2 separate regions of the Homo sapiens genome follow, and region 1 is linked to region 2. The links are chromatin contacts, found by Hi-C or POLR2A ChIA-PET in ENCODE. All regions are on one chromosome and are shown on one strand. Each heading gives the region's core, a stretch centred on a gene start or an enhancer-like site at or near the end of the contact. The rest is flanking DNA. Distances are from core to core; before and after follow the strand shown. Region 1 has its middle 18 kb from the start of AKR1E2. Region 2 has its middle 26 kb from the start of LINC02660.

The links. Hi-C counts contacts between places; a loop is a spot of excess contacts on that map. ChIA-PET counts read pairs that join two places held with the same protein, here RNA polymerase II (POLR2A).
Region 1: a map with no recorded cell type shows a loop between it and region 2 (5-fold over the local background). The contact joins two enhancer-like sites. A Hi-C loop is called at or near these places in 2 of 37 single-sample maps with no recorded cell type. POLR2A ChIA-PET finds 5 or more read pairs at or near these places in 1 of 52 experiments (AG04450).

What each region holds. Positions count from the first base shown.
Region 1 is chr10:4,806,221-4,809,870 of GRCh38, forward strand. No RefSeq gene overlaps it. Among named protein-coding and RNA genes, the nearest start is that of AKR1E2, 18 kb to the right of the region's middle. Within about 2 kb of position 2,096, at least 3 of the 41 ENCODE cell types and tissues checked have a DNase peak (open chromatin) inside an H3K27ac peak, as active enhancers do.
Region 2 is chr10:3,884,559-3,888,382 of GRCh38, forward strand. No RefSeq gene overlaps it. Among named protein-coding and RNA genes, the nearest start is that of LINC02660, 26 kb to the right of the region's middle. Within about 2 kb of position 2,338, at least 24 of the 41 ENCODE cell types and tissues checked have a DNase peak (open chromatin) inside an H3K27ac peak, as active enhancers do.

The DNA of each region.
Region 1 (3,650 bases), core at 846-3,345, 920 kb after region 2:
CTAACACAGGAACAGAAAACCAAACACTGCATGTTCTCACTCATAAGTACGAGTCGAACAATGAGAACACATGGACACAGGGAGGGGAACAACACACACCAGGGCCTGTTGGGGGACGGGGAGCAAGGGGAGGAAACATACAGGACAAGTCAATAGGTACAGCAAACCACCATGGCACACGTGTACCTATGTAACAAACCTGCATGTTCTGCACATGTATCCTGGAACTTAAAGCAATTTTAAAAACAAACTTTATATGTTTTAATATTTAAGTCTATAATCTATTTTGAGTTAATTTTTCTATACAGTGCAAGATATGGGTCAAAGTGCAATTTTTATGCATACGAATATCCCAGCATCGATTACTACAAAGACTTTCCTTTCTCAATTGAATTGCCTTTGCAAAGCTTTGTAGAAAATCAATTGACAATATTTAGCAAGTCTATTTCTGGACTCTTTTCAGTTTCATTCATTCAGGTGTCTATCCTTCTGCTAATGCCACACTGACTTGACTACTGCAGCTTTACAGTGAGCCTTGAGCCAGGTAGCGTGAGCCCTCCAATTATGTTCTCCCTTTTTCAGTGTGGTTTGGGTTATTCTTTTGAATTTTTACTAAATTTTAGAAGCACTGTGTCAACTCTTATTTTAAAAATCACGTGTCATGTTGATTCAAATTGCATTAATTCTATAAATTAATTTGGGGAGAAATGACAATATCACTTGAGTCTTCCAGATCATGACTAGAGAACATCTTCATGTCTTTTTAGGTGGTCTTTAATCAATGTTTCTTTCATACTTTTTTTTAAATTTTTTGACATACAGGTCATTCACAGAGTTTGTTACATTTATACATCATAATTATTTTAGGTTTTTGGTGCTATTAAAATGGCAGTCTTGAAATTTCAATTTCAAATTGTTCATTGCTAGCACATTAACATGCAACTGATATTTATTTATTTATTTATTTATTTATTTATTAGAGATGGGGGGGTCTCACTCCATCACCTAGGCTGGAGTGCAGTGGCACAATCATAGCTCACTGCAGCCTCAAACATGGAGGCTCAAGCAATCCTCCCACCTCATAGCTGGGATCACAGGCACAAACTAACATGCCCAGCTAATTTTCTTTTTTCGTAGACACAGGGTCTTGCTATGTTGGGCAGGTTCATCTGAAACTCCTGGCTTCAAGGGATCCTCCTCCCTCCACCTCCCAAAGTGCTGGGATTACACATATTAGCCACCGCACCCGGCCTGATTTTTTTTTTCTTTTTTTTTTTTTTGAGACGGAGTCTCACTCCATCACCAGGCCGGAGTGCAGTGGCGCGATCTCGGCTCACTGCAACCTCCGCTTCCCAGGTTCAAGCAATTCTCCTGCCTCAGCCTCCTGAGTAGCTGAGATTACAGGCGCGTGCCACCATGCCCAGCTAATTTTTCTATTTTTAGTAGAGACGGGGTTTCACCATCTTGGTCAGGCTGGTCTCAATCTAGTGACCTCGTGATCCACCCACCTCGGCCTCCCAAAGTGCTGGGATTACAGGCATGAGCCACCATGCCCGGGCCCCGGCCTGGTTTTTAAACATTGTTTTGCTAATATCATGTTTCAGTTCTAGTAGCCTCCTATGGATTCATTTGTATTTTCTTACACAATTACACTATCTGTAAATAGAAACAGTTTTTTTTTGTTTTGTTTTGTTTTTTTTTTTTTTACAATCTATGTGCTTTCATTTCTTTTTTCTTGTTCCTTATTGAGCTACCTACAACGACCAATAAAAATAGTAACAGGGGACATCCTTTTCTTGTTCCTGATTTTAGAAAGAAAGCATTCAATCTTTTACTAATAAATGACTTCATTTGTAGGTATTTTGTGGGTTTTTTTTTTTAGTTGAGGACTTTTTATTGTATTGAATGAATAAACATTGAATTATTTCAGGGTTTTATTTGCATCTCAAAAGATGATCATATGCTTTTCCTTCTTTAGTCTGTTAATATGGTTTATTAGCATTGATTAATTTTTGAATATTAAACCACCCTTTCATTTTCAGAATAAACCACACATGGTGATGACGTGATGCCATTTTTACATGCTGCTGGTTTCGCTTTGCAAACATTTTTAGAATAATTCACATCCTTTCTCATCCAGTGCCATTGTCTTCTGCCTGAAATATTTGCAATGCCACATTAGTCATTTCCTCCAATCTTATCCCCACTTGAATCCACTTGAGTCCCGGCACCATCCATCCAAAGTAGAATATCAATCATCCCTCTTTCTTAGCTTTCTAAAGACCCCTTTCATCTCTAAGTGTATAAATTCCTCAGCATATTAAAAATGGATCTCTAGCAAAAGCCTGCAGCTTCATCTCTTCTTTTTCCTGAAATATTGTGGTCTACAAAAGCTACATTTCTTGTCTTTCTGTGACTCTACTGTATTGCTCACACTATTTCTTTTCCTGGATTTTTTTTATACCATATTTATTATGAAGACATATTTTCATCATTTTTTATGTCTCCACTCAGGCACCCTCTCATTCTCCAAGAAAAGGCTATTTTCCTCTTTTGTGTATACCATAATGGGCAGTTCAGATACCTATTATATATGGGTATATATTCACATGCAAATATGTGAAAGTGAAGTTACCTATCTAAAGGTTGCCTTCCTTATAAGTCTAAGCTCCTGGAGAGCAATTCAGGTGGTATTACATTTATTTCTTTATTTATTTTTATTATTATTATTTTTTGAGATGAAGTCTCATGCTGTTGCCCAGGTTGGAGTGCAGTGGCATGATCTTGGCTCACTGCAACCTCCACCTCCCAGGTTCAAGCGATTTTACTGCCTCAGCCTCCCGAGTAGATAGGATTACAGGCATGCACCACCATGCCTGGCTAATTTTTGTATTTTTAGTAGAGACGGGGTTTCGCTATGTTGGCCAGGCTAGTCTTGAACTCCTAACCTCAGGTGATCCACCTGCTTCTGCCTCCCAACATGGTATTATATTTATATCCCTTGCTTCTAGCCCAGTGCCTGGCTCCATAATAAGTACCCGATAATGTTTGTTGAACTATTCTGGGTTAAATAGCACTGACATGGGTGGATTCTTGAGGAAAGATGTCACCATGATTTGTGTCTCATTAGCCAGCGTCCCTACAACTTTGTGGAGCACTGGCTGGAGCGAAGAGTGACTAGAAGTGAGATAATCCTCTTCTGCAGTTCTGCGTTCACTGTCTGTAATGCCCTTTGGACTCACAGACTACATCAAACTTACAATGAATGCAGAGAGTTCTTTACTACAAATATATCTATCTAAGCACAGACACAGCAAGTTTTCAATTCCAAAAGGCTCATAGAACTGTTGGTTCCATCCCTTTCCCAATGTGTAAACAGGTTTTCCATTGTGAGTTACACAGAGGAATTATAGCAGTGTCCGGTAAGACCGGGTGATCCAGGAATGGAAGACGGGATGAACAGACAGATGAAGGAACCTGAGAAACGGAGGCTTGGGATAGACCCAGGGTATCTTCTTTCCACCTTTGTTGGAGATCCTTGGTTAGGAGACCGTAGGACAAAAACTGTCGGGCTGTTCTCTGTCGTCAGCGCTGGGGCTTGAGAGCAACATCATGGGATATTTACTGTTCCTTCGCAGATACCATTCACA
Region 2 (3,824 bases), core at 1,088-3,587:
AAACGTCAGACCCAACCACATCTTCCACCTCCAAAATAAAACAGGATCCAGACTACAGGAAAAAAGGAGGAAGACGAAGTGAAACAGAAGAGGTTGAAGTCGTGGGAAAGGGGGCAAAATGGAAACAACCAAACAAACACTGTTTCTGTGTAGAAAAGCAGGGAGTGATGTGTAGGGAACAGGTGGAGGAATTACGTTTAAAGAAATGTGAAAAAAAAAAAAAGGAAACTTACAGTAGTAAGTGGATGTATAAAGGAAATCACAAGGAAACCAAAATCCTTTAATACTATCATCATTTAAAATCCGTCACATGGGCCAGTCACAGTGGCTCATGCCTGTAATCCCACACTTTGGAGGGTCGAGGCGGGTGGATCACTTGAGGTCAGGAGTTTGAGACCAGCCTGGCCAACATGGTGAAACCCCGACTCTACTAAAAAATACAAAAATTAGCCAGGCATGGTGCTGCGCACCTGTAATCCCAGCTACTTGGGAGGCTGAGGTGGGAGAATCACCTGGGAGGTGGTGGCTGCAGTGAGCCGCGATCACATCACTGTACTCCAGCTTGGGCAACAGAGCGAGCCTCTGTCTCAAAAAAATAAAAAATAAAATAAATCTATCACATGGATACGAGGTTTCCATGTCAAGTCTCTGGAGACTCCTAGACTTAGAAAAATGATATTGATCATTTCATCGAGAGAACCGAATGTAATTTGTGCAGCATTTTAAAAGAAAGATTTCTTACCATCTAGTTGCTTTCAAAGTTAGTGTGGCCTAATTTTATTATCTTTATCAAACTAACATTTGTTTACAATCTTTCTTAATTATTTGCCATTTAGCTTTTTAGGGCTTTGTTCCCCCCCATGCAGACACAGAGTGGCATTTGAGTGACGTTGACTTTTGTAGTTCTATTAAAGGAGGCTCCCAGGACTGCAGGCAGGTTCCAACTGCCTCACCAGCACTGCTGCTCCATTCCCTGGAAGGTCCTTGAGCTGGACCTGCCAGGCTGACGATCTATAGTCAGAAATAAGTCACTTTTATGGGATTCGAATGCAGCTTGAAGTAATCCTGACTCCAAAATTCTTCCTTCTTTGCTTGTCTGTGACCAGCATTATATGGATGAGAAACGGGACTCACTGGCAAGGAGACTGCGTAGTTGCTGGAGTTATACCTCCCTACTTCTCCTCACTTAACACACATCCACCTAGCAAAGCACTCTCCCTCAGATGCAAAGCCAAAGCGGCAGCAAGCCCCATTCCCTAGACACTCAAGAGCTGTTCTCTGTGCTGCAGCTGAAGCTGGCTTCAGACCCCTTGGGCGGGCTCCCAGGCAACCTACAGTGCAATGACAGCGTCCATCGCCCCCTCTCCTGCAGAAGGCCACGTTACCATCTTGACCATTTTTCGCATCATCAGTGCTAACCTCCTAACCAAACTTTCTAGCCCGTAGGCCAAAGCTGCACCCCTTAGTTAAAACACAGTTAAACTCCAACTAACCTAAAAAGAGTATTCTATTTGTTTAACATCAGGGAGCACTAATATAGCAAATATATCAGGTAGCCATACACCCAAGGTCTGGGGGCTCCTGGGAGCTTCACCCCCGCTGCAACAAGAACAGAGCCCGATCTTTTCCATCACTTGTTTATTATTATTATTATTATTATTATTATTATTATTATTATTATTATTATTATTATTTTGTAAAGGGGGCTGTGGGCGCTCCACTCCAGCTGCGCGGGAAGAAGGAAGCAATGCTGACTTGACCTTCTGCAGCCGCGGAGGGGGAGATGGATGCTGTCCTGGTGCTGTAGGCTGCCTGGGAGCCCCGCCCCGCGGATCTGAAGAGCCCTCCTCCCCTCGGGAGCTGTTTAGGCAGCTTCGGGTAGAGATGGAGGCCTAATCGTTTTCATTATCTTCTGCATATCCACTCTTTATTTTCTGAAATGCTTACGAATTTTTTTCTTTCATATTTATCACCTTAGAATTTGGTAGCAGTATTTTGGAAAAATGTTAACGCCTGTCATTGTTCGGAAATTTCAAAGAACTTCTGACATTGCCTTTTTCTACTGATGACAGCAGTGCGGCCCCAAGCTGCCTGCCTTTGGGAGACAGAGGAGCCACACTTGTACATGCTTTGAAAGTGAGAAACTTACAGAAACCTAGAAAAAGGATTTTGGACCTCAGGATCTGAATGGTTCTTGGAGTTCTTTGCAGATGAGGTAATGTTTTGGTTAACTCATAGGTCAGACCTGCTGTCCTTAGCTAACTTGCCCGGGAGGTTTTTAACGGAAGGCCTGTGTTAGCACAAATCATATTTCCTGATGACGAGCAGAGACCTTGATCTGGTCTTAAAGAACGCGTTTTCCAACTTACCCTGGGACTTTTTTGAATTAGCCGGCCACATATACCAGGGTTCTCAGAGGATTTTTTCCCCCCTTTCTCTCTGTCTCTTTCTGGGTTTTTCCTATTACTAATTATACAGGCAAGAAGGTAATGATTTCTGGTGTTCTTTCCTTTAAACCTCTACTTTGAGATCAGCAGCCCGGGACACAGATAAATAGGTCAGTTATTACTGACGTCACAGGGAACTCCTGGCTCAGATTAACCGCGCAGAGATGGACGCCTGTGAGTGTGTGCAAGGGGTGATGAAACATAAAGTACAGTCAGTTCATTTAACAACAAATTCCAGCAACAGATGATAGATAAAAATAGATCCTGAAGGATCTATGTAGATCTAAATAGATGATCCATGAGCCACATAATTAGGGAATAAAAGGACTCCAGTCTTTACCAGCGAATGTAAAATTGGGTAGGCAGACTCAGACCCTTACTTATCAGTGGATTCCAGCCCTAATTCCAGGAGGCCTCACCTCACCTTGGGGGCTTCTCTTTTCCTTAACCTAACTGGTTAAGCCAGGAAAGCTGTGAAATACCTTAGTTACTTGGTGAAGAGCCATTATTACCAGATTATTATCACATTCTCAAAAAGCTTTGCTGTGAGCTGGGCAGGTGCGGCGGCTCACACTTGTAATCCCAGCACTTTGGGAAGCCAAAGTGGGCTTGGGGCCAGGAGTTCAAGACTCAGCCCAGCCAACATGTGGAAACCGCATCTCTACTAAAAATACAGAAAATTAGCCGGGCATCGTGGTTCATGCCTTGTAGTCCCAGCTACTTGGGAGGCTGAAGCACGAGAATCGCTTGAACCTGGGAGATGGAGGCTGCAGTGAGGTGAGATGAGGCCACTGCACCCCAGCCTGGGAGACAGAGCGAGACTCTGTCTCAAAACAAAGAAAAAAAAAACTTTGCTGTGTTTCACATTTTAAAAATTTTATTTTCCATAGTCTCCGGTTCCCAGACATTTCCTGAGACTCCTGTTCATTCAAGAGAGGTGGAGAAAGCCATAAATGAGAACAAACCCGTCCTTCTCACTAAGGGGAATTTCCTGGCAAAACGGAGCCTGGCACGTCAGTGTCTGGGGTTAGTTACTATCACCGCTGCTCTGGGACTGAGTCACAGCTTCCTCCAAGGCTTAGGGTGCCCCAGACACAAACTAGTTTTCTAAAACTTCTCAAGGCATTCCGTTCCTCCTTCGTTCCAGCCCCTCATGTTATTAACTCACCTAATTCATCACATGGGCATTGTGTACAAAGGCACTCTGCTACTCACTGAGGATACACATTGTTCTTAACCTCAGGGGACATTCCTCAAGGAATTAACCAAATCAGGAGATCCTTACCTGCAGGGGTCAGACAGGGAGCTGAGGACAGCCCCCGGAGGACAAGGTCCTGAAGGCCTGGTTTGTAGCTTCTGTGCTGTGCTTATCATTGG